5 separate regions of the Homo sapiens genome follow, and all the other regions are linked to region 5. Evidence: chromatin loops called from intact Hi-C (ENCODE). Cell type or tissue: CD4-positive, alpha-beta T cell. All regions are shown on one strand. Links, peaks and the distances in the headings refer to the core of each region. The heading gives the core; the rest is flanking DNA. Region 1 overlaps SNRPA1-DT (SNRPA1 divergent transcript). Region 2 overlaps LRRK1 (leucine rich repeat kinase 1). Region 3 overlaps LRRK1-AS1 (LRRK1 antisense RNA 1). Region 4 overlaps LRRK1 (leucine rich repeat kinase 1). Region 5 overlaps TM2D3 (TM2 domain containing 3).

What was found. Peaks named below come from ENCODE experiments on the same cell type or tissue, not always from the same donor. Only the 100,000 strongest peaks of a DNase experiment are listed, where the experiment ranks them.
Region 1: a loop joins it to region 5, with 14 times the contacts of the local background. A loop is called at or near these places in 105 of 110 quality-filtered maps.
Region 2: a loop joins it to region 5, with 2.7 times the contacts of the local background. A loop is called at or near these places in 13 of 110 quality-filtered maps.
Region 3: a loop joins it to region 5, with 14 times the contacts of the local background. A loop is called at or near these places in 6 of 110 quality-filtered maps.
Region 4: a loop joins it to region 5, with 11 times the contacts of the local background. A loop is called at or near these places in 13 of 110 quality-filtered maps.

The regions. Positions count from the first base shown.
Region 1 is chr15:101,297,728-101,303,830 of GRCh38, forward strand. It overlaps SNRPA1-DT (SNRPA1 divergent transcript), which reads left to right. Exons shown (of 2, transcript NR_186319.1): 2 at 5,732-6,103. Among named protein-coding and RNA genes, the nearest start is that of SNRPA1-DT, 5.4 kb to the left of the region's middle. In CD4-positive, alpha-beta T cell, for the core only: CTCF peaks have their summits at 2,758 (motif pointing right) and 2,957; a DNase peak (open chromatin) is centred at 2,754.
Region 2 is chr15:101,004,389-101,010,491 of GRCh38, forward strand. It overlaps LRRK1 (leucine rich repeat kinase 1), which reads left to right. Exons shown (of 34, transcript NM_024652.6): 7 at 4,449-4,675; 8 at 6,062-6,103. Among named protein-coding and RNA genes, the nearest start is that of LRRK1, 88 kb to the left of the region's middle. RefSeq lists enhancers at 2,596-2,890, 3,869-4,198. In CD4-positive, alpha-beta T cell, for the core only: CTCF peaks have their summits at 2,767 (motif pointing left), 2,974 and 4,197 (motif pointing left); DNase peaks (open chromatin) are centred at 2,743 and 4,193; H3K4me3 peaks cover 1,241 bases.
Region 3 is chr15:101,085,839-101,091,941 of GRCh38, forward strand. All of the region lies in intron 1 of LRRK1-AS1 (LRRK1 antisense RNA 1), which reads right to left. Among named protein-coding and RNA genes, the nearest start is that of LRRK1-AS1, 63 kb to the right of the region's middle. RefSeq lists a silencer at 3,035-3,274. In CD4-positive, alpha-beta T cell, for the core only: a CTCF peak has its summit at 3,139 (motif pointing right); a DNase peak (open chromatin) is centred at 3,143; H3K27me3 peaks cover 293 bases.
Region 4 is chr15:101,012,308-101,018,410 of GRCh38, forward strand. LRRK1 (leucine rich repeat kinase 1) reads left to right here. Exons shown (of 34, transcript NM_024652.6): 11 at 2,009-2,121; 12 at 3,019-3,095. Among named protein-coding and RNA genes, the nearest start is that of LRRK1, 96 kb to the left of the region's middle. RefSeq lists a silencer at 2,977-3,271. In CD4-positive, alpha-beta T cell, for the core only: CTCF peaks have their summits at 3,047 (motif pointing right) and 3,256; a DNase peak (open chromatin) is centred at 3,074.
Region 5 is chr15:101,638,208-101,644,310 of GRCh38, forward strand. TM2D3 (TM2 domain containing 3) reads right to left here. Exons shown (of 6, transcript NM_078474.3): 6 at 3,641-4,437. The coding sequence ends at 4,272. Among named protein-coding and RNA genes, the nearest start is that of TM2D3, 11 kb to the right of the region's middle. RefSeq lists a silencer at 3,076-3,235. In CD4-positive, alpha-beta T cell, for the core only: CTCF peaks have their summits at 3,153 (motif pointing left) and 3,354; DNase peaks (open chromatin) are centred at 3,144 and 3,884; H3K27ac peaks cover 2,003 bases.

The sequences.
Region 1 (6,103 bases), core at 971-4,970, 340 kb before region 5:
GAAATTGTGGTTTTAACTGTATTTCCCTAATTACTAACACAATTGAGAACTTTAAAAAATATATTTATGTTTGTTTGGATAACCTCTTTAATGAAGTGTCTGCTTAGGTGTTTTGCCCATTTTTCTATTGGGCTTTATTTTTAAACTGATTTGTAGGAGCTCTTTATATTTTTTCAATAGGAACCTTGTGAGCTATGTCTGTAGTGAGTATCTTCCCCCTGTGGCTTGGGTTTTCACTCTCTTAATGGTATCTTTTGATGAATAGAGGTTCTTCATTTTAATACAGTCTGATTTATGAACCGTTCCCTATACAGCTAATAGTTTTCGAGTACGCTGTGAGAAACTTTTGCCTACTCCAAAATTATATTTTCTTCTAAAAGCTTTCTTCTTCCACCTTGTCCATTTAGATCTGCAGTCTCTCTGGCCTAGATTTTTGTGCATAGTCTAAGGTAGGGAAGAAGATATATTTTTCCCCATATGGATATTTGGTGGACCCAGCACCATTTATTGAAAAGACCATCTTCTCCCCCACTGCTCTGCAGAGCAGCTCTTTTCAAAAATCAAGTGTCCAAATATGTGAGGGCCTCTGCTTCTGAACTAGCTGTTCTTTTCCATGGGTTTAGTCAGCTATCCTTGCAGAATACAAGCTTTAGAAAAAGACTTGGTATTTGTCCCTCAAAAAAAGCTCCCATTTTTTTCTCAGATTATCTAGTAGTTATCTGATTATTCTAATCCTTTGCATGTGAACATAAATTATAGATATATGTGAAAAAGCACCCATGATTTGATTTGTAGTGTGTTGGATCTGTAGAAGAATTTGGAGAGAATTAATATCTTTACAATATGAAGTATTCCAATCAATGGGCATATTATAGCCCTACATTTATTGAGGCACTCTTTAATTTCAGCAGCATCCTGCAGATTTTGTGTCAAGGCCTTGTATATCCTTTACTAGATTGTCTAGATATTTGATAGATTTTGATGCTACTGTAAATAGTACCTTTTGTTTAAAAACTCCATTTTCTAATCATTAGTTTGATATATTTAAATACAGCAGATTTTTGTATATTGGCGTTACATCCAGCGATCTTGTGAAATTTACTTAAGTTTATCTGTAACCATTCTTGTGGATTTTCTACATACATAACCATGCTATTTGAGAATAATGATAGTTGGCTGGGCGTGGTGGCTCACGCCTGTAATCCCAGCACTATGGGAGGCTGAGGTGGGTGGGTCACCTGAGGTCAGGAGTTTGAGACCAGCCTGGCCAACATGGTGAAACCCCGCCTCTACTAAAAATACAAAAATTAGCCGGGTGTGGTGGCACGTACCTGTAATCCCAGCTACTTGGGAGGCTGAGGCACGAGAATCACTTGAATCAGGGAGGCGGAGGTTGCAGTGAGTGAAGATCATGCCATTGCACTCCAGCCTGGGCAACAGAGTGAGACTCGGTCTCAAAAAAAAAAAAAAAAAAAAAAAAAAAAGATAGTTTTATTTCCTCCTTTCCAATTATTATACTGGTTCTGTATTTTTTGCCCTGTTACACTGGCTGGGATCTTTAGCACAATGTTGAACAGCGGTGGTAGTGGATATGCTTTGGCAGGCATCACTTCATAGCCCGGAAGAAAACTCTAACCAATGATCGTTAACATCACCAATAATGGAACAGATCGTGTACTCCCTGCTAGAATGCAGACAGAACACAGAATCAGCCTGTGAGATTCGTGTCAAAGATGCATGACTTGACTCAAAACGTGAGGAACCCTCAGACAAGTGCACAGCGAAGGGCAGCCTACAAATAACTGGCCTATAGTCTTTAAAAGCTTCCACATCATGAGGCAAGGAGACTGAGGAACTGTTCCAGATGGAAGAACATTAAAGAGACATGATGACTAAGTGAAAAGTGTGTTTCTAAACCAGACCATTTTGCTAAGAACTTTATTGGGACAACTGGCAGAACTAGAATTCAGTCAGAGGGTTGATGGTAATAACATACCGATGTTAATTTCCTGAGTCTGATGGCTGTGCCGGAGAATGTCGTTGTTCATAGGAAATACCCACTGAAGTATTGGCGGGGGGGGGGCGGTCATAGGGTATATCGGCAACTTACTCTCAAATTGGGAGGGAATTTCTTTGTATTGTACTTGGAACTTCTTTGTTTTCTGAGATGGAGTCTCGCTCTGTTGCCCAGGCTGGAGTACAGTGGCGGAATCTCGGCTCACTGCAACCTCCGCCTCATGAGGAATAACATGAGGTTCAAGTGATTCTCGTGCCTCAGCCTCTCAAGTAGCTGGGATTACAGGCGCTCGCCACCATGCCTGGCTGATTTTTATATTTTTAGTAGAGACGGGGTTTTGTCATGTTTGCCAGGCTGGTCTTGAGCTCCTGACCTAAGAAGTGATTTCCCCTGCCCCCTGTCCCTGCCTCGGCCTCCCAAAGTGCTGGGATTACAGGCCTGAGCCATCACACCTGCCCCGGTCACTGCAACTTTTGTTTAACTAAAAAAACTAAAAAAGTTAAACAAAATAACTAAAGAATTAAAATAACTTTAAAAAGTTAAAATAACTAAAAAAATTAAAATAACAAGTTAAAATAACTAAGAAATAAAATAACTTAAAAGTTAAAATAACTAAAAATTTAAACAAAATAACTAAAAATGTTAAACAAAATAACTGAATAATGAAAAAATTAAACAAAATAAAACCTCAACTTCATTTAATTCCAGAGAGGACCACCAGGTGGAGTCCTTAGGCTGGAGAGCTGGTTTTAACTTGGGGCCCTTCTGTTGCTGTGTTTAAAAAAAAAAAAGAGTGGGGTGGTATCTCTTTACTTTAAAAAGGGAAAGTTGTACAAGTTTCCCTTCAGCATAGGAACAGGGACAGAAGTCAAACCATATGTGGTTTTATTCATTGAGGGTATCTCTATGAAGTTGCAAACAATTTTCTTTTTTGATTCCATTTCTTTTGGCCGGAATTTCTCAACCTCGGCACTATTGACATTTTGGTCTGGACAGTTCTTTGTCATGGGGGCTGCTGTGCATTGCAGGGTGCTTAGCAGCATTCCTGGCCTCCACCCACTGGATGTGAGTACATCCTTCCAGTTGTGACAACCCAAAATGTCTCCAGACGTTGCCAAATGTCCCCTGGAAGACAAAAGTCATCCCTGGTTGAGAACCACTATTTTGGCAACAGGATGTTCTCTGCCCTGGGCACTTTGGTTCCTGTTGTTTCAAAAGGGAGTCTAAGATATCTGGTCACCCTTAGTGTGGCTGGTCTGTAGTGGTGAGGGGCTTTGGATGGTGGGACTGAATCCTAGGATCTAAGGTGGGTGCTCAGTGCTGTACCATCTAAGGATGCTGTTCTGTGCTCAGATAAGCCACAAAGCCTGGGGTGTCAGGAAAGGACTTAAACAGCCAACCAGGAAGGATAGAGTCTGGGGTTCGTGCGAGGAAAGCAACAGTGAAGGCTGGGGTAGGGGAGCAGATTCTTCCTTTCCCCCCAGCAGCCAGTGCCCAGTGGCCTCCCAGCTGGCTGGGCAGAACCTTAAGATGCTAGAGAATGGCCTTGGTGTATACTTTCCATCACCCCTGCTTGTTCTTATTAAAATGTTTTTCTTTCCTGTTCTCCACCTCCTTTTTCCATCCTCTGATCTGAACCTCTGGCCCTCACCTGCTCTCGGGGGCCCCAACATACTCCAAGCTTTTAGGCAAAAGGCCCTCTCCAGCCATAGTATCAATAATGCAAATGCAGTGGAGGGTGGTCTCCCCAAGTTCAAGGACACTCCACTCCTAGACTCATTTAGACCATGTTGCTATCTATCTATCTATCTATCTATCTATCTATCTATCTATCATCTATCAATCTATCATCTATCTATCTATCTCTGTCGTTTTTGATTGATTGATTGAGACAGGGTCTCGCTCTATTTCTCAGGCTGGCTGCAAATGCCTGGGCTCAAGCCATCCTCTTGCTTCTAACCTCTCAGAATGTTAGGATTACAGGTGTGAGCCACTGTGGCTGGCCCTTTTATTTTTTTAAGTTCTGTCCACCCCCCCTCCCATTTCAGGTGTGTCTTCTGTACAAAGTGCCATTCTCACCAGTCCTTTGAAGAGTCGCAAGATACAAAGTCAGTAGTGGCCTGGGAGGGATGGGGATGTACACATGGGGTCCACTGTGAGGTGCCAAAGAATTTGGGGATAAGGTCAGGTAAACATCACCCCCTGAAAATAAAGCTAGTTTAAAACAAATGCATCATGGCTGCATTTGGGCAGCTGCAGAACGACGCCCCTCCTGCAGCCAGCCAGCTTCCTTCCCTGGGCCCGGTGGGGAGCAACTTTGCCAATGTGCAGCCCCAGGCAAGGCATTCACTTCTGTGGGTCTCAGTGTCCTTGTCTGGGAAATGACAGGTTTAGAGGAGGTGATCCATGATCCTGTCACTTAAAATCCATACACATATCCTGCCAGAGTCCAGACAATTTTAACCTCAAGGTCGGACCACTTGTGAGCAGACATTATATGTAGTTGGTCTCTTTCAACAAGGTGGAGTTTAGTCATTAGGACTTTGTGAACAACTTCTCAACTCCCCACCCGACTTGTCAGCCCCAAGCTGGGCTTGCCTGGCTTAGCCACTCGACGAGGCTGCCTGGTTGGCTTTCCTGTAGTTGTATCTCCCTTTGGGAGATAAAGGGAGTTTCTTCCCTTTTTTTTTTTTTTTTTTTTTTGAGACGCAGCTTCGTTCTTGTTGCCCAGGCTGGAGTACAGTGGTGCAATCTTGGCTCACTGCAGCTTCACCTCCTGGGTTCAAGCGATTCTCCTGCCTCAGCCTCCCGAGTAGCTGGGATTACAGGTGTCACCACCACGCATGGCTAATTTTTGTATTTTTAGTAGAGATGGGGTTTCACTGTGTTGGCCAGGCTGGTCTCGAACTCCTGACCTCAGGTGATCCGCCTGCCTCGGCCTCCCAAAATGCTGGGATTACAGGTGTGAGCCACCATGCCCGGCCAGGAGTTTATTTCTGATTCAGCTGCAAACATGGTAGACTGTAAGCTCTCAGTGGGCAGCTCGGATTTGCTGGTATCTGGGCTCTAGGGTCTAAAAGGCTGCCTGGCACCAGCAGCACTTAACAAGTTACTTTTAATTCAAGGTCGGTCTCATGGGCGGGGCAAGGGGTTGAATGTTCATCCCAAACACACTTATTCCTTCACTGCCTCACACGCACAACTCTGGTCAATTGGTGCTTGTGGTGGCCAGCTGTTGGGTTGTGTGACTTGCCCTGCCTTCTGAGAGCTGCACACTGCTCCCCTCCTCTGCTGCAGAGCTCCCTGCAGCCATATTCTGCTGCACAAGCCTGTCCTTGTAGCCACAGCTGATGACACAGGGAGAGTACCCATGTAAGGCAGGCTGACCAAGTCCTGTCCCTGGGAAAAGAAGAGCCAAGAAACAGACCCAGAAAGTTGGCCTGAGGGGTTGGATTTGTACCAGTTTTACCTGGAAGATGCTGGAGGTCTTGTCATTTGTCCCATCAACTGGAGAAGGCGGCCATGGAGAGAAGGGCAGTGCTGCCGTACAGAGAGGGTCCAGGTGACATTTAATGCCGGCTCCAGCTTTCCCAAGGCTCTGCTGCACCCCTCCCTGAAATTCTGAATCCACTCTGGATTCTCAAAACAACGCCCCTCACCCACTCTTGTTTTCACCTAAGTCATTTCTAGTTGGTGCGTTTCCTTTACTTGCAGCCAAAGGATTCCTAGCAAGTACAAGCTTCTGACTTCACAGAGAGGCCATGGTAAACATCCCAAGGAGTGCATCAGCCATGGGTTCAGGGATTTCAGCCACTGCATAGAAGACAAGCTGTAACCTAATTCAATCACACTTGGCAGCAACCGGTGAAGAGGCAGTCTGGGCTCTGGGGAGCTCCCCCGTGACAGATGGAAGGGGCCCCTACATCTGGAGAGGCTCTAGAACCTCCTCCCAGTGAGGCTAACGTGGTCTGAAGGGGTCTCTTTGCCCAGTGACATTCTGGGGTTGGGATCTGGGATTTCCTCCATTGCTTCCTTACATCAACATTTGCTAAAGCTCAAAAGAAGACCTTCCACGTAATGACATCA
Region 2 (6,103 bases), core at 2,043-6,042, 630 kb before region 5:
TGATTGATCTGGTAAGAAGTGCACAGAGTGGATAGCTTGCAGGTCTTGGTGGCTTGAATCTCTTCAGCTCACAAACACTGATTTAGTGTCTGCTGCATAGTGGGTATGAGGTTGAGCTGCAGAGGCAGCCAGGCAGGGCTCTGCACTGTGGGGTGTGCAGTCCGGGTTCCGGTTGGCCATGCTGTCTGCCACAGCAAAAGAAATGTGGGCTGAGTCAGTGCCACACAGATCAGTGGAGAGGTTAATACAAAGTGTCTCAAGCTGAACAGAGCCCAAAAAAGTGCTCACCTCCACTGCGGCTTGCCCAGAGTCCACGTGGAGTTAGTTAAGCAGCCTGAGGCTGAGCCCCTGCTCCTTCTGCAGTTCAGGGCTCCAGCCCCAGCTCAGGGGATGTGGAGGAGGTGCTGAGAGGGAGGCTGCCATTGTAAGGACAGCCACACCTAAGCCCTTCCCCAAGGTATTTGTACCATAATTGGGTCATGTTACAGTAATAATTTGATTACTTGCTGTTGTTTTGTTTATTTTATGATGGTCCCCAGAGTTTTATTTAAAGATTTTCAATAGAGACTTAAGATTTGTTGTCAAAGCCAAAACCATAACCAGCCTCCCCTGCATCTTGCATTTGGCTGCCATTTCAGTTTGGGTACCAACCATTCCATACGGAAAGACCATAATGGCCACGCAGAGTGAGTGGAGAGGGTTGGATTGCAATCTGGACACCTTGATTCCATGTTCAGCTGTCTGGCCCTTGCCCCTGAGACCTGGGTGTGTCTCTGTGAATCCAGGAAGGAGAGGCAGACAGGCCCTGTGGAGCCTTTTTTGACTTGGCATTGCAAAGTCCACATGGTGACCTTCCTGTCAGCCTGTTGCTGGGCTGACTGTCATGCTTATCCAAAGACTCCTACCCAAAGGCCACTGTACTTTGCAAGACGACCACCGGAAACAATATTGGGACGAGAACTGACCTAGGCATCATCTGATCCAAGCCACTTATTTAACAGATTAAAAACAATGATAATGGAATGAAGAGTGATACAGTCGTGAATTGTGGATTATGGAAAGATGAGGGAAAAAAACCCCTTTGCTGCATTGAATTGGAGGCATCAGAACACACTCATGTTAAATACAGAGCTGTGTCCCATCAATGGGCTGAAAAGCAGTGACACCCCAGCGGTGATGAGCACACCTCACACCCAGATCTTGGTTTCTAAATACCAATTTTTGCTCAAGGGAATCAAGGCCTGGGCTTAGAAAGTACAAGAGGAGACTGGAAGATCTTGTTTTGCCGGGAAGTAAGGAGGCGTCCCAAAATTGACAGCGATATGTCACAGGAACACAGGGGGCTCTCTCCCACCCCAGTGGGGCTCCCCCTGGACAAATTGGGGATGACTTGGGTGTCAAAAAAATAATGATACTTGGGAAAAAAAAGAATCCATGAGTCCATAGTGATACTTAAACAGGTGAGGAGGCAATGCTTTTCTATACAGAAGAATGCCAGGTAATACATGTAGAAAGAAAGGTAGCTTTAGCAAAACTTTCTCATTGCAACCACCGTTGTACTAATTGATTCAGGCCAGGATCAGCAACGGAGGCTAAACCCATGGGGCAAAAGGATGCAGAAACACAGAATTGTCACATAGTCTCAGAATATCACCCCATAGATTGTGTACTAATCGCAAAGGGTATAATGTTAACCTTTACAAAGGAGGGACTGATAGACACCACCTTAACCATGAGACCAAACAGGGCACCACCTGTAGCAGGAACACCTAATATCAGGTGCCCCGGGTGGGGTTTAGTGGGAACCACTCAACTAGACTCTAAGGTTGTTGCCCAAAATAGCTAACTTTAATCTAAACTTTAGGAAAAACTTGAGTAAATTCAGATTATGGGATATTCTATAAGACAAGCAGTGAAACACACCAGCATCTGCCCCCGATGAAGAGGCTAAAAGTTGCAGGACTTAATGCAACGACAATGTGATAAAAAAAAAAAAAAAAAAAAGAAAAGGCATTAAAAGGTGTGAAGACTCTTCCAGATGAAAGAAAAGTAAAGAAACATACAGTGTAATGCAGTGTGTGATTGCAATGTCATGCAATTGTCAAGGGATCCCAGATCAGGACACAAAATAGTTATAAACCACATTTCTGGGATAATTGAGAATATTCTAACATGGGCTGTGAACTTAATAATATCGTATTGATGTTACACTTACTGAAAATGATAATTATACGGCTGTTGTGTAGAAAAATATTATTCTTCAGGGATACATGCTGAAGTATTTACGGGTGAAGCATCACGATGTATAATTTACTGGCAAATGATTCATCAAAACATAAAAAGCGTGTGTATTTGTGTGGAGAAAGAGGGGCAAAAGCCTATGTGACAGCGTTTTAACAATCAGTGAGTCGAGGTGGAGAGTGCACAGGTATTCACTGTGTCCTAGTGCAACTTTTCTGAAATTTAAAAAATTTTTCAAAATTAAAATGTGGGGAGTAAAATAGTAACAATCAAACAGGCCCAGGGCAATTGAGTGACTTGTCTTAAAAAATCAGCTCAGAATCTACCCTCCTGGCCTAAGATCCAGTGCCGCCCTTCCCTTTTCATCCATGTGAACAGAGAGACAGACAGACAGAGCGACAGAGTCCCTCATTCCTCTGGTTCAAAGACCGGACGGAGTGTTGAGGGGCGTAGGCCCAGTCTTTCCAAACTCCTGGAGTGGGCGGAGGAGGAGCTAAAGACAGGCGCTCATCGCCATCTGGTGGCCAAATAGGGATGCCCGTCACCTGCCGCCAATTTTTGAGGAATTCATCCCACGTTATTGGGACCTTTCTCGTAGCCTCTGCTTGTTACATTTTCCCATTTGCGAAGCACTAATTTTTGTTCATATTTCTGCTCCTCTAATTTTCCAATACGGATTTCCAGTTGCTTCGAAGAAACAGACCCAAAAGCAGATTTCTTCTCCCCAGAAACCTGATTGAGCCCAATATTCTTCGGTAATCAGGAAGAAAGAGCAAAGTCCTGCTCCCATATATTTCGCCAGGTCCCTTTGACCACCCCATGCCGGAAAACCGCTGGCCCTTCTGACTCCCTCTGGTGGAAATAAAGGAAGACCAGTGAGAAATGAGTGGAGCAAAGACATTTTGTTTAGCAGGACTTCAACGGCAAGAGCGCCAGCCACCAGGACTTGCGTGTGGCAGAGACCCACAGGCTGGCAGAGGAGCGGGAGCTTTCTAGTGGGACAAAGGGAAGGCCTCCGGGGCCTCCTGCCGGGAGGCCGTTGTCGTGGGGAAGCTGGGGGGCCTCGCTGCAGGCTGGGCATCCTATGGGATTGGTAGGGGTGCAAAGTTGGCTCTCTCGGGTTGGTCCTAAATGGAAAGTGAGGACAAAAATTAGAGAATCGGTCAGTTATTAACCAAGTCCTGGCCATTTTAGACTGACTTTTACGGAAATGATGGCTTAGCTTCCTGGGTTGTTACTAGAGATAAGAAGTGGCTCATGCCTGTAATTGCAGCACTTTGGGAGGCCAAGGTGGGTGGATTGCCCGAGGTCAGGAGTTTGAGACCAGCCTGAGCTCGACGAACATGGTGAAACACCGTCTCTAATAAAAACACAAAAATTAGCCGTGAGTGGTGGTGCAGCTACTGAGGAGGCTGAGGCAGGAGAATCGCTTGAACCCGGGAAGCGGCGGTTGCAGTGAGCCGAGATCGCACCACTGCACTCCAGCCTGGGCGACAGAGCGAGACTCCATCTCAAAAAAAAAAAAAAAAAAAAAAAAAAAAAAAAAAGAGGCTGGCCTCCTGCAAGAGACTGGCTTCCCGGGCTGTTTGCTATAGATAAAGAGGTTGGTTTCCTAGGCAGGTCACTGTGGGTCGTGGGCCAGAGTTCTGTTTTTTATATATTGTGTGGCCATCGTCTGTCTGTATCTCAGGCTCGCTCTGAAAGCAGCCTGTCCACCAAGCACCCTGGCGCGGTGCGGGCAGCTGCAGGCGGCAGCTCCTCTGATCACAGGAAAGGCCGCCTTGAAGGGAGGTCAGAGACTTGGGTTTGGGAGTCAGCTTTCTTCTCCAGTCTGGGGGAGGCGCCTGGACGCTTCAGCGGTCTCCTCTGTACGTGGACAATCCCGCCGCGCTCTTCCCTGTGAGCCGCCTCTTGAGGGGCGGCACTGAGCCCGCGCCCACCGGCGCCCTCTGGAGGTTGGAGGGTGACTTGCAGGCGCTGTGCACAGATTGCCTGTGAGACGCAGGTGCCGATGGGAACAGGTAGCTCTTCTGCACCCACCACCGTGGCAGGTGCCGGCGGCCGAGAAGGACATGTGCAGGCCTCTTGGGACCCGGGCTGGAGCAGGCACACAGACGCGCATTTGCATTAACCCTTGCTTTATTCCAAGCCCATGTGGGCCCTGAACTCACCCTCCACATGTGCTTTTCCTTTCTTTCCACCACCAGGCTCTCCGTGTGAAATGGTCCCATCTCAGACTGCCCTGGGTAGACCTAGACTGGCTCATAGACATCTCCTGCCAGATCACGGAGCTCGACCTTTCTGCCAACTGCCTGGCGACCCTCCCCTCGGTTATCCCCTGGGGCCTCATCAATCTCCGGAAGCTGAACCTCTCCGACAACCACCTGGGGGAGCTGCCTGGCGTGCAGTCATCGGACGAAATCATCTGTTCCAGGTGGCTCCCCGGGGTGTGACCGGAGCCGTGTGTGACCCCGCTGTCACCGTTGTGCTCCTGCACATGCTCCCGGGTTGTATTTTGTGGTTTTGGGGGAAAAATGTTCTGGCTAAAATAGGAGAAGGAGTTTTGCCTACCCTGAGGCAAGCCTCCCTTTCAGGTTAAAACAGAGAGGTTTAGAGAGATCATTTGTCTGGCCCAAGTTTACACAGCTCACCCGGGGACATGCGAATGCTTGCCTGAGATGCTTGTCTTGGTCCTGCCCAGGAATCAGATGAGGGCAGCCAAACCTTCCCACACTGGTGGATGCAATGGGGCTCTGAGGCACCAGCTTTTACTCTGCCTTCCAGGGAAAGTGGGAAGGGCCTCAGAGAAAGGGTTAACTCTGCAGGACTCTGGCAGCAGGTGGACAGTGTGGGCAGTCCAGGCTTGCTTCTTCTGGAGGCCTTGGAGGGAGACCTGAGCCTTACCCCTGAGCTTGCATGGAAGGAGGAATGACCTTAGTTGATTTCTTTATTTTTTATTTTTATTTTTATTTTTTTTGAGACGGAGTCTCACTCTGCTGCCCAACTGGAGTGCAGTGGCATAATCTCGGCTCATGGCAACCTGCAACTCCCTGGTTCAAGCAATTCTCCTGTCTCAGCCTCCCGAGTAACTGGGATTACAGGCACATGCCACCACACCCAGCTAATTTTTGTATTTTTAGTAGAGACGGGGTTTCACCGTGTTGGCCAGGATGGTCTTGACCTCCTGACCTCATGATCCGCCTGCCTCGGCCTCCCAAAGTGCTGAGATTACAGGCATGAGCCACCGCACCTGGCCTGATTTCTTTTGGACACATAACTGCAAGTCCTCATTCCATAAAGGGTTGAATCGATTTTTAAAATGAAAAACCAAGGCTCTAAGTGAAGCAAGAGTCAAGAATGTTGGAAAGAGCTTGGGGTAGGCATTAATCCATGGGACTCCCAAGTGAGAACGGGAAAGAAGCCTGCACACCAGAACTTAAAAAGCAAGTGCCGTCCAAGTGAGGCCCTTCACCTGGGCCAGATGGACAGGTCCAGAAGGTTCAAAGCCCTGCTCTGTGGTCTCAGCAGCTTTCAGGGAACCTACTCATTTTGCTATTACATGCCTGCGAAGGATTCGAATCCCTGTTGGTCAGTGGAGCCAGGGCCCACCGATGAGAGGTTTGTCTTTATCTACACAGGACACAGTAAGAGTTCTTCAAAAGAATTAAAAATCATATGCACTACATTTTCAATGCACACTCTTTAACCTTGCATGGGGAGAAAAAGAAAAAAAATACACCTCTTGGTTTATAGAAAAATATGTAAATTTGGTGTTTTCCCTCTTTATTCTGATGCCTGCCTTCCTTCTTCTCCATCGCAGGCTACTTGAAATTGACATTTCCAGCAACAAGTTGTCCCACCT
Region 3 (6,103 bases), core at 984-4,983, 550 kb before region 5:
CTTGAACTCCCGACCTCAGGTATCCGCCCTACCTCGGCCTCCCAAAGTGCAGGGATTACAGGCGTGAGCCACCGCGCCTGGCTGATAATGGACACTCTGTAGCAGGATCAATGCACAGCAGGCCACTGTGGCCAAGACCTGAGGTCCCACGCCCATTCAGCTCCATCTGGGGTGTGTCACATCCTTCACTGCAAACCCCACCTCAGCCACTACTGTACAGCTCTCAGATCCTCAGCTTCCTCGTCTGTAAAACCAAGGAATGAATCCGGGACTCAGCACAGGGGGATGCTCCGCAAGACTCTCCGGCGCCTGCGCGGCTCTTCCCCAGCTCCCCCTGCAGCTACGTCACCTCCCACGGCCTCCTCCGGCGCCTGCGCGGCTCTTCCCCAGCTCCCCCTGCAGCTACGTCACCTCCCACGGCCTCCTCCGGCGCCTGCGCGGCTCTTCCCCAGCTCCCCCTGCAGCTACGTCACCTCCCACGGCCTCCTCCGGCGCCTGCGCGGCTCTTCCCCAGCTCCCCCTGCAGCTACGTCACCTCCCACGGCCTCCTCCGGCGCCTGCGCGGCTCTTCCCCAGCTCCCCCTGCAGCTACGTCACCTACCCCGGCCTCCTCCGGCGCCTGCGCGGCTCTTCCCCAGCTCCCCCTGCAGCTATGTCACCTCCCACGGCCTCCGGCGCCTGCGCGGCCGCGGCTCCGCCGTTCAACCGCATGCGCGACAGCGCTGAGGCCCGGGGAGCGAGGATCTGCCGCCGCTCAGCCCGGAGCCCGCTCAGAAACCTCGTTCTGCCGACTCGGACGGCAGCCGCCGTTTTGGATCCTGCATTCATTTCCTCCCAGGCTCTGGCTTGTCCCGTCGTTGGTGTCATCTAGGAGCTGCCCAGTCCCGGTCTCACTCATGTGAGTGTGGCGGGCTGGGCGTGTGCAGAATCTCCAGGAGGCACTTTTCTGCACACTCTGGAGAGCCTGCCTGGCCCTCCAAGCACACACCCGTCACTACGCAGACCCGAGAAGGCTCTGCGAGGTGGTTGTGGCTTCCACCACATGAGCACCAGGAGCTGACCTCTTCCCTTCCTCCAAAGTGGCCTCTGGGATGTGCTGCGTGCCAGGCGACATCTCTCCCACCGAGACTCAATCCTCCATCTCCAAGTCCAGCCAAGGCATCCCCGTCAACCCTGCCCTCAAGCAGCACAACTTCTCCCCTGGTCTGGAGACAGAGGAGAAGGAGGGGAGGAAGAGGGTGGGGGCTGGGGGGAGCTTCAGCTGACAATGAGGTGGAAGGAACTAGAAAACATTTCTCCCTCTGAAATAGCGGCATCGGGTCACCAAAGCCTCAGATCAAGTGCAGCTGGAGAAGGGGAAGTGAATGAACTCTTTATCTGGACTTTCTTTATCAAAAAGGTTTAAACTGGATCTAAGGCACACTAGGTGTTTTTGCCCTCGGTGCAAGGTTTCTGCTCCGCAATGGAGCCGTGGAGCAGACAATGGCTGGAGCCCAGCCTGCCCATCAGTGGGGCCTGCACAAGGCTGAGGCGATCTCAGGAATCAGGGCTGGACCCCTTCCAGCTACTGGTCTGCCCACCCCAGAGGCCCCTGTCCTTTGAGTTTCCCGTTATTGGTTTCCCTTTCATTCACTCTTACGTTCAGAGGTCGGACCTAAGAGAACAGAGACACACTGGGTAGTGCAATATGAAGCGGGGCAGCTGGGGTCAGGGTCAGAAAATGGGGCTCGCACTCCCTCCAGCACCTCCTGGCTGGGTGACCCACAGCCACCTCCTCTCTCCTGGGACCTGCGGCTCCTCCATGCCCTGCCTCCTTGGTTGATGAAGAACCAATGGCTGTGTGCCACAAACTACTAGGTTCCATCACAATGGAGGCCATGGGGGCCTCAAGACCAAAGACCCCAAGACCCCTGAGTACAAGCAGGGGCAGCCAGGAATTGGGCCTCTGCTGGGTCCTGGAAACCCCAAAAGCTAAAGGCCCAGGGCTTCGCTCCAAACCTCTCCCTCGAGGCCACACTGAGGACTAAAGGAATTGCCAGAGCTCAGCCTCAAGGGGCTGTTCCTCAATGTGGTGTTGAGGGTGGGATTTGGAAATACAGGCCCAGGTTCGAATCCTCCCTCTGCCAATTGCCAGCTGCCAGACCCAGGGCAAGATCCTATGCCTCTTAGATTCTTGTTTCCTCAATGACAGAGATGGAAAATAATCAGGGATGACAGCCTGGAACAGCAAGTTGTAAGGGTGTATGCATAGACAGATCCCCACTGCGGAGAGCACGCATCAGGGAAGATGCTGCAGCCCCCACCCTGGCTCCTGAAGTACAGTTCAGGTGCATAAGGGCCTCCAGGTCTTTCCTGTCAATGTTCTTGGGGACTATCCATGGTCCCCCACCAACCCCACCCTCCTGACCTTGGCATGCTCAGGGCCAGTGTAACGTCTTTTGTGCTGTCTACTTCTGTTCCAGTCAGGGAGTAGACCCTGAACCTCAGGCTTGGCCTGAAAATTCTCTTCAGCTGCACACAGCTGTCCCCAGCACAGGGACAGGAACAGGAACCAGCAGCGAGGGGCCTGCCATCCCCCAAGTGACAAGGCCCTACAGAGGAACTCCCATCGCTCAAGGCAGGGCACTTGCCCCTCTCAGTTCTCAGGGAGGGATTGCATCAAAGTCAGGGGCTGGGCTGGGAGGACTTACTTGCTAGAGGGAGACAGGCAGGTGGACACTGGATGGGGGAACGAACGTGAGGGTCTGGGTGCAGAGGCTTCCTTGTCGCTTCAGAAAATGTGACACTCCTCATTGCAGCCCCTCTCCCAAAAACCAATCCTCCCCAGTCATCACTAACTCCCAGGCAGTGACGGGGAAGGAGGGCCAGGGGGACCCTTGGGCAAAGCCGGGGGCTGGGCCCTGTTTCTCCTACAGCAGAGAAAGAACTCGGTCAACCATGGTGGCTAGAAGCCGGGGGCTTGGGAAAGAAAGGTCTGCTGTTTGCCAAAATGTAACAGCTCCTCTCCCTCACTGAAGCCCGGGAGAGCAGAGAGCCGTGCCAACCTCTCCAGCCTATTCCTGAGGGCACCTGCCCCCATGCAACCCGCGGGCAGGAGCAGTTCCCTCGCCCGCCGCCAGGGTGCGCCCCGCTCCGAGCAGCCGGACGCCGTCCTCCCGCCGCGACGGGGCACCAGCCCGCCGAGAAATGGCTGCCCCGGGGCTCCTGCGCCCTCTGAGAAGAGTTTGTGGGCTTGATGAGTTTGCTTTACCAAGTATTCCCAAGTACGATGCCACGTGGGGAAAAAGGAACCCTTGTGGCGGGTGTGGACGAATGTAAATACAGACACCCCCGGCGGGCAGGCAGAGGCCCAAACAAGCGGGCCCGCCTGGGGGCCGGCTGCGGGGCGGACCTTCTTCTCCCAACGTTCTAGGCGGCATCTTGTATTTCTGGTGCAATAGAAAAGTTTTAAAAACGTAACTTGGCTTTTTTGCATGTACTACAGGCTCATGAATACTCTGTTCTCTATGTGCACGCATATGTATGTGTGTGTGTGTTCGTGTTTGTGTGTGCATATGTGTGTGTATGTGTATGTGTGTTGTGTTCGTGTGTTTGTGTGTGTTCATGTGTGTGCATGTGTGTGTAGGTGTGTGTTTGTGTGTGTGTGCACGCACACATGCTTTAATGTCTCTGGCATCTGGACCCGCGGCCAGGTGCAGGCCTGGTGGCAGAGTAGGGCTCTGTGTCCACACTAGGGAATTTGGGGGGTCTGCGGGCCAGGGGTACATTGGGAATAGGGGAAAGAGTAGAAAAGGGTCTGGAAATCCAGAGAACATTTTTCCTGAGAGAGTCTCTTGACAAAAGCAGCTTCTACAACTACAGCAGTCCCTCAGCTCTCACAGCTGGGACCTACTAACCCTTGCGCTGTTCTCAGCAAAACTCCTCAGAACTCAGCCACAAAAGGCAAGTCAGCAGTTCACACTTGTGTCAGCCACACAGAAACTGTATTCCACCAAGAACAGCCTGCCCCTAATACAAATAGGGCAGGGGATGGCAAAAGGTTCTGTCCCAAGTCCCCTAAACTGGAGCCACAGAGGGGAGACCATCCACAGAGGAAGCTCTGGGCTCCCGGGGGGGCTCTCAGGACCCCCCACTGCTTGGTTCCAGGGTGAGGCTCTGCCTGGCTCCCCTCATTCCGGAACCACAACTCACAAGCCAAGAAACACAAAACCAAAAGCCACATGAACAGGCACAGACAGCGAGGGAGGCAGGCCAGGCCCCAGGACAGCCTGGGGCACTCCATCAAACTGAATGACCCTGTGGACTCCAGTTAACCCTGAGCTTGCCCCTTTCCCCAGCCATGGTGAAAAAGGCAGAAATGGAGGGGCCTCCCCCATGCCTTGGTGGCCCAGCTCACTATTGGGCCTGTGGAGGACCTGTCCAGCAGCTGTTAGGAAGAGAAGAAGGTACTGGAAGGGCCTGATTAAGGCTGTCTGTGCAGCTGGATCGTGGCTGGGGCAGAGTGGGAAGGAAGGCCAGGAGAGTGGCGTGTCCGATTATGTTCTCCAAAGACGGCCACAACAGTACCTCCCATCCTGTCACCCCTCCCATCAACAAGTGGAGTCTGTGTCCCTTCCCCTTGTATTTGGGGGGAGCTTGTGACTTGCTTGTTACAAATAGAATATGGTGGAAATGATGCAGCATAACTGCCAAAGCTCAGTAGGAAAGGCAATGAAGCAGACACTCACCTCTGGAGCCCTGAGCCTGTAGTCAAGAAGTCTGACTGTGATGAGGCCGCCATGCTCTGAGGAAGCCCAAGCCACATGCAGAGGCTGTTGTGGCCAACAGCCTGGGCTGAGGTCGCACCAACAGCCAGCATCATGTGGGGGAAACATGAGAGATGACATCTTCAGATGGTTCCAGCTGTTGGGTCCCTCTCAGCTGTGGAGTCTTTGCAGTGGAGGCCTCAGACTTTACAGGATGGAAGCAAGTCAGCCCTCCTGTGCTCTGTGCAACTTCCAGACCTGCAGAACCAGGAGTATGGGAAGATGGCTGTGGTAAGCCGCTAAGTTTTGGGGTGCTTTGTTAGAAAACAGCAGTAACTGGAACAGATGGCCCAGGGAGAGATTCAGAAAACTGTGCCAACCAACATTCTGCTCTTTTCACTTTCACGGATGCTGCCGGGACCCAGGAGGCCACAGGTCTTTTGAAGAGCTGTCCCCTCTTTAGCAGGTAATGACTCAGGCTCAGGGGATGTGGGAGCTGCCTCTGGCAGGGCAGCCCCCTCTGCCTGGTGTGCAGGGAACCAAAGTTTGCAGCTTGTGCAAGGCAGACCTGGCCTCTTCTTCTCAGGCCTGAGGAAGGTGCTGCTGGCCAAGACTGACTGTCCGTGCTGGCTGAGCTCTGGGGCGGATTGGCCAGTCCTGCTGGTGTTTCCAGGCCTGATGGATGAACAGGGCCTCCAGAGTCATGGGTGACTACAGCACCGGCTCCTTGTCAGGCCCAAACGAAAACCACTGCTGCTGTGGCCTAGCGACCTTAGAGAGGAGACACACCTTGCCTTTGCCACTTGTTTCTGGCCTGGGCTCTGCACTCCTCTCCATCGGCTACTCTGACTCATCGGGAGTAGACAAAGGGACAGAAGTTTCCAGGAAAAGGGAAAGAGACTGCAGGCAGGTCCTGTGGCTGTGGAAGTGGGTCTGGGGAGCCTTGACAAGGCCCCCCGCTCCAGAGGCCCACATGGCCAGCAGCAGCCAGGCCATAAGCAGTCAGCAGCTGCCATCATTGCCTATCAGACTATCTGTTTCCAAGGAAGAGGCTCCAGGAAGCCACAACACAGACGCCTTTATTCTCCCTGCTGAGATGCCAGCCAGGGACTAAAGGGCAGGAGAGAGGCCTCCGAGGTATGGGTTTGCCTCCCAGAATGTGCAGCCGGAAATGACCTTGACCTTCTCCCATCCCCATTGTGCACATGGGAAAGGAAGGCCCAGGGAAGCGGCCGATCCAAAATGTGTCGTTGCCAGGGCAACCCGGCCGCAGCGCTTGCAAGCCTGGGAAAAAGTTGTTGTTCATCACGGGGGTGGACGTTTGTCTTGTTTTGATTTTTCAAAAGCCTGAACCAACT
Region 4 (6,103 bases), core at 1,069-5,068, 630 kb before region 5:
GATGAGGGTGGCACGTGGACAGCAGAAGCAGCTGTGTCAGGTGGTGGTGGGGTTATGGTTCGTATCCCTCGGGACTTTCTTTAAGTCCACGGCCTGCCCATATATGAGGCTGAGTGGACACTGAGAGCTCCAGGAAGGGCCTTTCCACGGAACCCTGTGTGCCTACCCCAGAATACGGGTACCTTCTCGCTTTAGGTTGTTTTAGGTGGTTGGCGGGTCCTTAGGCAGACAGGCCGTGGATCACACTCATTGCTTGGAGCTCAGGGCCAACCCCAGAAGGGGCCCCATCAGGGCAGCCTCACCAGGGGCCCTGTAGTGGACCCCCAGGCAGAGTGCCCAGGCCACCCTGCACAGGCTTCAGCCCCCGGTCCTGCCAGGCCACTGCCAGGACCCCCACGGGCACTCCTCCAAGGCCTGGTGCAGCCTCTTGTGTGCGGCGACCCCCACAAGGCAGCGAAGGCCCCTTCAGCATGTGTATCCTCAGAGAGGATGGGCTATCATGTCCTAGGCTCCTGACAAGCACAGGGCAAAGCCAGGGACCCAGGGACAGGACTCACGCTTCTCAGAAGAAAGGAGCCACGCGGGGTGCCCCCGGGGGGGGGTGGTCCCACATCATACTCCTCGCAGGGTACTCCTGGCCTTCAGGCCTTGTCCACAGCCCCTGGGCCCCTGTTCTGAGTCTGTCTTCTCGTATTTCACACCAACAACTAGCAGGCTTGGATTTTTGGCTTCCCCCAAAGCCCAGAAGCAGCAAATCAGGAGAGGCAGAGCCTTGTCCAGAGCTTCACTGTGGGCCTGCAGGGAATGTGTCTGCTCGAGGTCTCCTTCTCCACACTGGGAAGGGGTGGGTGGGTATGTGGGGGCTTGGGGGACCCTGAGGTCTGGCACATGGCAGGGTCTCCATAGAATTTCAGCAGGAGGGGGCTGGCTGCAGCGGTTCTGATGGTGGGCGGTGGCGTGAGCCCCTTCAACAAGGAAGGAGACAAAAGCACCAGGAGGAGAGAATTTAATGTGGGGCAGCAAACAGCCTGTGGCCCTCCTGAGGCCGCCCTGGTTGTGGGCGGGATAGTTGGTGGCTGTGGTGATGTCCTCAAGCAGGGAGATAGCATGTCTAAGGTACTCCTGCAAAGTAAAACGTGGGCCAGGCATGATGGCTCAGACCTGGGCACGGCGACTCAGAACCGTACTCCCAGCACTTTGCGAGGCCAAAATGGGGGGACTGCTTGAGGCCAGGAGTTTGAGGCTGTAGCAAGCTATGATCACACCGCTGCACTCCAGCCTAAGAAACAGAGCGAGACCCTATCTCTAAAAAAGTAAATAAATAAAAAGAATAACAAAAAAAGAATAAAACGTGTTACAGGTGCAAGGTAGCCCCTCATCCCCCTTGGTGACTGGGTTCCCTGCAGGGTCTGTTTGCAGTAGGGCTGAGGGAGGGCTACCCACGAGGGGCACCCCAGACATGCTGATAATCCTGAGGGGCCCAGCTTGGGACTGTGTCGGCTAGCAGAGGGCATGCGGCTAGGACAGTTACCCTTGGTGGCACTGCCACCCCGTCCCCAGACCTGGGCTGGCCCAGGAGGCCACCCACCAGGAGGTGGCAGACACCAGCACTGTACTGCATGCCCCATGCCACCCCCACCAGCCGTGAGCCGTTGTCCTCCAAACCATCAGAGTCTGGCACTTTCCCCAGAGAGACACACCGGTAATCAGTACTCTTAAGAATCCTTAATGCTGACAGCTGCTTGGGCTCCTTTCACTCTAGAATAATTGCCTCTCACTGCCTTTGAGGGAGGAGCTCCTGTAGATAGATGGCCCCGTCGCACTGTTTGATATCATTTCGTGAGTTTGAAGAGGCTGCTGGGCCCCACACAGCTGGGATCTGCGTGAAGGAAAATTGGTTGGAATCGTTTGACTGCGCGTGGTTGGGAACTGACTGGCTCTTCAGTCTCCCCTCCCTTCTTGTATCTGATGCTATCTTAGCTTCTCTCTCCCTCCCTCTCTCTCTCAGGCCCTCATGTTCTTGAGGTTACAGGGGAACCAGCTGGCGGCACTTCCACCTCAAGAGAAGTGGACCTGCAGGCAGCTCAAAACCCTGGATCTCTCCAGAAACCAACTTGGCAAGTAAGCAGGGGCCTCTCCTCCCTGGCCAGTTCCAAAGCGTGTGTGGGGCCACGGTCGAGCAGGTCCTCTGAATGGTGGCATGTGAGTCTGCGAGGGCTGCTGAGCCGCCAGCTGGGGGCTTAACAACAGAAATCACTGCCTCACAGCCCTGGGGGCTGAAGTCCGAGGTGAGGGTGTGGGCAGGCCTGGTTGGTTTCTCCTGAGGCCCCTCTCCTTAGCTTGCAGATGCCGTCTTCTCCCTGTGTCCTGTTGCGGTCAGGCCTCTGTTCACGTCTGTGACCTAATCTCCTCTTCTTATAAGGACACCAGTCGGATTGGATTAGAGTCCATCCTAATGACCTCATTTTAACTTAGTTACCTCCTTAACAGCCCTGTTTCCAAATACAGTCACATTCTGAGGAATTGGAGGTTAGGGCTTCGACACAGGAATGTGGGGGGAAACAGCCCCTAATGGTGTCCTCTCATTTTTAATTTTTAGTCTGCTGGAGAATCTTGTCTCTCACTTCAGCCCAATCTGTAATTCTGTTCAAAAGTCTCTGCTGATCACTAACTGAAATGGACGTGGAATTGAATAAAAGCACCCAGCCCCAAAGCCTTCCAATAGGTGGAAAGCCGGGATGAGCCCAGCCAGCCTCTGGAGACCAGCCGCCCCCGTTATCTGCAGAAGGCCACTTCTGCAGTATCACGGTGGAACTTGCACCCCAAGGAGGACCTCTGCGGGGAGGGGTGGGGGCAGTGAAAAAGGCAGCCGCCACTGCAGCGTGCGCCCCTGCCAGGCCCTGAAGAGTTGCACATGAATTGCTCCCTATCTCCGTGGCTTGGCATTATAACATCACAGCCAAAAGTAATGCTTTTGTCGTGCTGTCCTCAAATTTTGTCTCTTTTTCCTCCCCCCAGAAATGAAGATGGACTGAAAACGAAGCGTATTGCCTTTTTCACCACCAGAGGTCGCCAGCGCTCCGGGACTGAGGCAGGTGTGTGTGGGTTGGGAGACGGTGTTCCCAGATGAGACAGCCGGGGTAGCCTGGTTCCTGCTCCACCAAAGTGGGGATCGCCCTTATCTTGGGCCTTCCCCTTCAATGCCCTGTTGCAATGCCACAGATGTCCAAGTTCAAATGAAAACCCTGCATATGAGCTGCGCCCATTCTTTCTGTCCCACGTGTGACACGCAAGTATCCTCAAGCCCCACTCTCCTGCGTGGAGGCCAGTGATGCCAGCAGCTAATATGTGCAGCTGATCTACACACCAGGCAGTGCCCTAGGCAGGTTACATATGTGAGAGTTTCTCATCCTCACAACGTGAGGTATGGGCCACATTTCCCCATTTTGCACGTGGGGAGACTGAGGCTCCCAGGGTGTCTGAGCTTGGCTGCCACACCAAAATACCACCGACCGAGTGCTTCAGCAGCAGACACTTATTTTCTCACAGTTCTGGAAGCTGGATATCTGAGAGGAGGGTGCCAGCACTGTCAGGGGCTTGCGAGGGCCTTCTTCCTGGCATCCTTCTCTCTATGTCCTGAGATAGTGAAGAGAGAGAGGACTCTGGTCTTTCTTCCTCTTCTTTTTTTTTTTTTTTCTTTGAGACTGAGTCTCGCTCTGTCGCCCAGGCTGGAGTGCAGTGGCGCGATCTTGGCTCCCTGCAACCTCCGCCTCCCAGGTTCAAGCTATTCTCCTTCTTCAGCCTCCCAAGTAGCTGGGATTACAGGCATGTGCCACCATGCCTGGCTAATTTTTGTATTTTTGGAGATGAGCCACTGTGCCCGGCCCCTCTTCCTATAAGAACGTTAATCTCATAAGGGCCCCACCCTCATGACCTCATCCAAACCTAATTACAGCTCAAATATCCCATCTCCAAATAGTAATTTTGTATTTTAATACAATACAGGATGCCAGGAAGAAGGCCCTTGCTAGCCCCTGACAGTGCTGGCGCCCTCCTCTCAGATATCCAGGGTTTCACCATGTTGGCCAGGCTGGTCTTGAACTCCTGACCTCAAGTGATCCGCCTGCCTCAGCCTCCCAAAGTGCTGGGATTACAGGTGTGAGCCACCACGCCCGGCCCCTCTTCTTATAAGAATGTTAATCTCATCATAAGGGCCCCACCCTCATGACCTCATCTAAACCTAATTACAGCTCAAATATCCCATCTCCAAATGGTGTCACATTGGGTATTAGAGCTTCGACATATGAATTTGGTGGGGGGCGGGGGACACAGTTCAATCCATGGCATAGGGACTGACTGATTTGTCCCAGGTTGTGTGGCTGCTTCTCAGTAGCAGAGCCAGGTTTCATCCCAGGACTGTGGGACTTCAGCCCTGGACCAGCAGCTACGTGCTGTTAAGTCTCTACTGCCACACGATGGTATCTTGCAAAGCCCACATGGATCACGGCCGCCTTTGGACCCACAGGCTGAGGTGAGGCCAAGGTTGCACAGGGGCTCGTGGTCTTCCCCAAAACTCAACAGAGACAGAACTTTCCTAGTTTTTGTGCTGGTCACACAACAAGGCCAGTTCAGCAGAGAGTACATCTAGGTAAACAAGCTCTTTTTGTTCCATTATCTTCTGTGAGACACAGGGGAAGGTATGGAGCTGTCCCTTTCATTAAACAACCAGCTCTGCTTCTTAACCTCAAAGCTACAACTTCCAAAGCCAGCTCTGCTCACAGAAATATCCCTCAGGATGCTGGCCCAGAAAACCAGAACCCACATCCAGGTTGTTTTAAACATAATACAACTTTCTTCTTCAGTTTGATAGATGGTTGTTGGCAAGTACAGATAGTATGAGGTAGGGATGAGTGACGCCACAGAGGCCAGGACACATTTGCAGGAGGTGAACTAGGGAGTTTGCCGCTGCTACGCTCTTGGATGAACTGGTGTGCTTGTGTGTTGAGTATGATACACATAGAGATCTGTCCCATAAGAGCGTGTGTATTTATATGTGACTGAAAAAGGAATATCAGTGGACCAGATAAAAGAGTCCAAAAATAGACCTCAGTAAACATAGAAATACATCGGGAGTCCCCAGCGCCCCCCAGGAAGCGAACCGGTATTGGTCCCTGGCCTGCTAGGAACCAGGCCACACAGGAGGAGGTGAGCGGTGGGCCAGTGAGCATCAGCGCCACCTCCTGTCAGATCAGCGGCAGCATTGGATTCTCATAGGAGCGCGAACCCTATTGTGAACCGCGTCTGTGAGGGCTCTAGGTTGTGCCCTCCTTATGAGAATCTAACGCCTGATGATCTGAGGTGGAACAGTTTCATCCCTAAACTGTCCCCCTCACCAATGCTGCAGTCCATGGAAAAATTGTCTTCCACAAAACCGGTCCGTGGTGCCAAAAAGGTTGGGGACTGTTATTATGTAATATATGACAAAGGCAGAACTTCAACTTAGTGTAAAAGGATGCTTGCGTGCGTTAATAAACGGTGTTGATATTCCTGCCTGGAAGGGGGACAAAACACGATACTAGATTACAACAATCAGGTTTAAGTATAAAAAAAGAAAACAATAACATTTAAGGAATATAGGTATAACTTTGCTATGAGGGAGATCTTTAAAATCTAGTTGGAAAATCCAGGAATAATTTTTTAAAAAGACTGAAATCATTGGCTTCATAAACATTCAAAAATTGTGTTCAGTGGGAAGCATCATAAACCAAGTCATAATGCAAACAGACTAAGAAGAAATATTTGCAACACAAATTGTTGCAACACAAATTGGCTTAAGTCCCTGATATACAAAGAATGCTTACAAATTGATTTAAAAAAAAAAAAAAAAAAGACAACACAATAGGCAAAAAAAATGGGCAAGGGATATAAACAATTTTCAGAAAAGGAAGTCCAGAGGGCCAGGAAACAAATGAAAAGGTCCTTAACCACACGAATAGGGAAATGCAATTATGAATTTCATAACTGATCCTTTTATAAATGAAGAGCCTTAGGACTGTAGAAATTGAGTCCAGACATAGGGATTTCACTTAGAAGGAAGGGGAAA
Region 5 (6,103 bases), core at 695-4,694:
TCACTTCCCCCAGCAGTAACAGGAGAAAGATATAGATACCTCTCTTTCTCCGAATTAACCTGTTTTTCCTCACCAGTGAGACCCCCCCACCTTTTTTTTTTTTGGAGACAGAGTTTCGCTCTTGTTGCCCAGGCTGGAGTGCAATGGTATGATCTCGGCTCACAGCAGCCTCTGCCTCCCAGGTTCAAGCAATTCTCCTGCCTCAGCCTCCTGAGTAGCTGGGATTACAGGCACCTGCCACCACGCCCACCTAATTGTTTTGTATTTTTAGTAGAGACGGGGGTTTCACCATGTTGGCCAGGCTGGTCTCGAACTCCTAGCCTCAGGTGATCTGCCCGCCTCGGACTCTCAAAGTGCTGGGATTGCAGGTGTGAGCCACCACGTCTGGCCTCCAGTGAGACTTTCTGAGTTTTGTTGCGCCAGCAGGGCCATTTGCGGGAGTAATCTTACACACCTGAGCAATAATTTTTTTTCCCTGTATTCACAATTTTTTGACGTTTTTGGCATTTGGCTGTATCCTTTTGCTTGTTCGCTGTGGAGTTTTCATTTGTTTGCTGGTTTTGGGCAGGAAGGAGGTGCTGGCTTTTCCTACAGTGTGTTTATCATTTAAGTATTTGAGAAGGGAGATGCTGCAATCCAGCTGCACTCTACCACTTTAAAAATTCTCAGCAATACTTTTAGGTGTTTAGCTTACTCCCAGCAATTCCTCCTTACTCATTCATCAAACTCCTAGTCACTGTGCACCTGCTGCATGGCCGGCAGGGCTCTCAGAGCTGAGCTACAGCAGAGAACCAGAGCCCTGCCTTCGTGGAGCCTTAGTAAATTATGTCCACGTGTCTCCATCAAAGCGTATTTTGCATAAAAGTGTTGTGTTTATGGAAGACAATTTCAATACATTTAAAAGAATTTAAATCAAATTTGCCTAGGTTACAAAATTAACCAATAGGTCTAGTGCATAGCATCACTACAGTTATCATATTATAAATTTGCTAAGAGTAGATTTTAAGTGCTCTTACCATGAAAGAAACGCATACGATGTATATACAATAAAAGTTTAAAAAATGTGTCTACCCCCTAACATTCATGTGACACTTCATACTCTACCAAAAGGGCAGAACAGAGGGGAAGCTTTAGAGCAGGAGCGGAGGAATCTGCCTCCATTTTTCCTGGGTGTTTTTTTTTTTCCTTTTTATGCATATTCTACTTATGTAGTGCCTTCATTTTCAGGCTTTTTCAATGTTGTATTTGAGAAGCTGCATCAGGTACAGCTCATTTTCCACTCATTGCTTACAGGATGAATTAAAATCATTTGCATATTCCGTAGCTGATGATATATGCCCAAAATAAATGCAAGTCTGGCATAAGGCATTAAAAAAAAAGTACAGAGAAATGAAGTTGTGTGGCATAGAGAAGGTATTTTTACATTTTAAAATCTTGAAGCATAAGATCTTTGAAAAAATCTTTTTATACGCACCATAAACCAGTTGTTCCTCAGCAATTTGCAGAAATCAGATCAACATGGTGTTACAGACAAATATTTACTTGAAGCCAATTTCTATATATTATCTCCTTGCAGCCACCTCAACTGCCAGTCCCTGGAATTGTACACAGTCCCTTCAAAACCTTGAGGACACCCGTGGCATTAACTCAGCAAATAAATGAGAGCCTCTGTGTGCACGGCATTGTTCTAGGGACAATGGAGGGGGTAGACATAAATAACCCAGCACCTTCCCGTGAGGCATTACTGGGGTAAATGGAAGAGAGCTGACAAAGCAAGGTAGAGATTCTTAAGGGGAAATCATGACAGATGGCCTGCTGCAGTGATAAATTCTGAGTGTCTAGAGAACTATCAATAGAGGATGGTTGACTGATATGGTTCCCAACCTGTGTGAACAGGATGGCTATCTAATCATATCCCTGGGTCAGAGCCCATAGCTCACACATGATGGACTGAGTATTTGTGTCTTTTCCACCCCAAATTCACATGTGGAAATCCTCACCACTGTAATGATGGTATCAGGAGGTGGGACCTTTGGGAGGTGATCAGGTCATGAGGGTGGAGCTCTCAGGATTGGGATTAGTGCCCTTATAGAAGAGGCCCCAGAGAGATCTTCCCTGCCTCTACCATGTGAGGATGTGAGAAGATGTTATGAGGAAGAAGGCCCTCACCAGATACCAAATTTACCAGCACCTTCATCTTGGACTTTCTAGCTTCCAGAACTCTTAAGAAATAAATTTCTGTTGTTAAGCCACGCCGTTTATGGTATTGTTATAGCAATCCTGAAAATCTAAGACAGCAGAGGAATAGAACCTGAAGGTCAGACTCCAACATGGCATTTTGCTGCCAGCAGAGGCCCATGGGATTTGCTACAAGAGATTGCACCCACACTCCCTAGTGCCCTTTGAAAGTATAGTTTTACTTTGCAGTTTCTTTTTGGGGCTGTGTATGAGTTCATCGTTCATAAATTTGTTTGTACTATTTGAAAATCTCTTCGTATTTCCTGCTAGTTCTGTCTCAGGCCATCAGCTCTATCAAAGTCCTTGATCTGAAGCATTCCTGACTGGCTTACATCCTTCAGGTTCCAAGGGCTATGCCCTTGTGCAAACTTTTTAGGATTTGGGAACAAGTTCATTTATGCCTCCTTTCATGGATTCTGAATCTTTGAGCTTTACTCTCAGACACTGCAGCTTCATTATCTAATTCAGGCCCCAGAGCCACAAAAATGGTTAATCAAGGATGCTGTTACCTATTTCCACCAAGGGCAATGCATACTTCCTACTAACTTCCCACCGACTCCCTGGTTCCACCTTGCATGGTTGCTCAACAGGGAAGTATTAGATTCTCTTCTACACAGAGCTACATAAGGAGACTCAGGAGACATTTTTATTATAGTTAGCAAAGGGGCTACTTCTTGAAGAAAAGATCGTCTTCTAAAGAAACACCTGCTCAATCAACAGTTTAACGGATACAAAAAGTGTGTCTTTGCTCTCAGAAAGAAAGGTCCACATAAACCGGGTTACTCCCATCCTGAAGAACTGCTCATGCTCTGTGACAAGTTCCTCGTAAACAAAACAAAACAAAACCAGTTTTTTTTTCTGTTTCTGGAACTAGAATGGGGAAGCAAATGTAATGGGGATGCGCCACCTAGCGACGAGAGATGGAACTGTCACTCAACTAAGAAAAGGACTGTGCTTTAAACAGCAGCAAGTGATCACTGAAACCTTTCAGGTAAACTGAAATCAATAAATCATCTGCTGAATGAAATATGCAGATATTTTATAGCTTCTAGATATGATATGGTGGTTAACAGTCTTCTGGATAATACACACAAGTGTTTAAAAAGCAGTAACTCAGATACCCACATTTGAAAGAAAAAATGCTAAGTTTTTAAATGTTTCAAAAGCAAGCTTGAGTAAAAATCTTTTTGAATAACTGAGTTTTTTTTCCCCGATAAAGGGTCTATAACAGATCTATACTCAAAAACATTTATATATTTCCACTGTGTCAATAAACCAGCCAATTATGACTCTGTTAGAATGGAGTAATGCCCTGAAAGATAAAAATGTTATTCTTAACAATAAAGGTAAGTTGTAATGATTATTCAAGATTATATTTAATATAGAAAACAGGCCCACAGTATTTCTTAACTTGCAATTTTATTAATTTTTCAGTACTCTTACCTTTTATATACTACTAAGAAAATTTAAACCATAACTAGACATAAACATTCTGCAGTTTAATTCAAATTTTCATATATACAGACCAGACTACATATGTATTACACTGCAAAACTTACACATGACTGAAGCTGAGCCTAATAACTTCAATTAGCCAACAACAGAAACACTCCCACTTCCTGCAGTCACAGCAATTAGCTAACAATAAAAACACTCCCACTTCCTGCAGTCACAGCTGAAAGACTTTTCAAGGCAGACTACATTTGGGCTGGAGATACAAGTGATGTAGTTTGACTTGGGCAATACAAAACAAAAGTCATAGGAATTAAATGGATTTTCAATCACTGTATAATTCATTCTCCTGGCTTAAGTACGTTTTAATTTTTTCACAGAAAAAAATATATTTCAGGCAAATAAAAACAAATTCCAGATTAGCATAGTTCAGCGTTTCATTTATCTTACCTTTATCAAGGCAAACAAAGTACAGATGCTGTACATTAAAAACATAGAAATATATCACTCACACCACATCAACTCCTACGGACAAAAGGGCTTTTTCTAAGCCCTGCTCCTTTCTGAAGCACACACCACAGCTAAATGTACAAAGAGCCATCTGCTGGTCCAACATAGCCAACTCCAATGAGCAGGACGTCTATCAGCGTCCATATTCCCAGGCCACCGAAGCTGAAGAGCTTGCCGAGGCCTTCCCGCCACTGGCCCAGGTAGAAACGGTCTGCTCCAAACCCACCGAGGGTGATGCTGCGATGGCAAACAGACAGGATTCCATGAGACCACCTCCACCCCAGCTGTGGCCAGTCACGGTTTAATCACCACATTATGTCAGATTTGAGAAAGGGCTTCCCCTGATCGTAGCCCTTAACTGGAACACAAGTGACTATTTCACAAACTGACACCACCAAATAATTACGGGCAGGAAGACAGTTTAAATGTCAAAAGTAAACATACAATTTTTAGCTGTACTAAAAAACCAATGTTTTCTTTTTTTAAAGTTATCAATCTCATTGCTTTTTAGTCAAAATAAAGCAAAGACCCAGTCTAACAGGAAGTGCACTAACACGGGGTCAGGGCTGGAGTCAGGAGGAGCTCACCACCACCTGGACGACCTGGATCAAGTCATCCATGTTTTCAGTCTATTTTTTCATTCATCTCTAAAATCTTAATGTTAGGAATAAATCCTTAAAAGATTTAAGGATCTTTTAAATTCTAAGATCTAATAATACTGAAACTATATTATGGAAAATTTCTAAACACCTAACAATAAAAAGTAAAGAGAACAGTACCCATGACTCAGCTCCAATAATCAACACTTGGCCAGCTGTGTTTCATCAAAACCCTCCTCTTTCCCCTCCAGAGTACCCTGAAGCAAACCTTGGGCATCATCTCATTACAGTGATGATTTTAAAAGAAACCATGTTGCCGGGCGCGGTGGCTCACGCCTGTCATCCCAGCACTCTGGGAGGCTGAGGCAGGCGGATCACAAGGTCAGGAGATCCAGACCATCCTGGCTAACACGGTGAAACCCTGTCTCTATTAAAAATACAAAAAATTAGCCAGGCGTGGTGGCGGGCGCCTGTAGTCCCAGCTGCTCGGGAGGCTGAGGCAGGAGAATGGCGTGAACCTGGGAGGTGGAGCTTGCAGTAAGCCGAGATTGAGCCACTGCACTCCAGCCTGGGTGACAGAGAGAGACTCCGTTAAAAAAAAAAAAAAAAAAAAAAAGCAAAAAAAAAAAAAAACCATGTTGAGTGCTGAGAAGTTTTAATTGTTGAAAGTATGTTACAGTATAGTACTGTAAGAGGTTAACAATGTAGGGAAACCAGGTTAGGGGTATATAAGAACTCTACTATCTTTGCAACTTTTCTGTAAATTAAAATTATTCCAAGTTTCAAACATTTATTTATTTTTTTAAAAAGCCAGTTGTTAATTTGAACCATTGTCAGCAATGGTTACTAATCTTTTTTTTTGAGACAGAATCTCACTCTGTCACTGAGGCTGGAGTGCAGTGGTGCAATGCCAGCTCACTGCAGCCTCCTCCTCCTGGGCTCAAGTGATCTTCCCATTGCAGCCTACCACGCAGCTGGAACCACAGACATGAACCACGATGGCAGGCTTTTGTATTTTTGGTAGAGATGGGGTTTCACCATGTTGGCCAGGCTGGTCTTGAACTCCTGACCTCAAGCAATCCGCCAGCCTCGGCCTCCCAAAGCGCTGGGATTACAGGTGTGAGCCATCGCGCCCGCCCTATCTTATTTTTGTTAGTCTCATTTTCTATCCTGGCACCCTCTTTTACTTTTCAGTTACACTTTTCCTGCCAGGCAAGATCCTTCTTTCCTCAGCTCAAATTCTAATGCAGTGGTTCTCAGCAAGGGGCAATTTTGTCCCCTAGGGGACACCTGGCAACATCTGG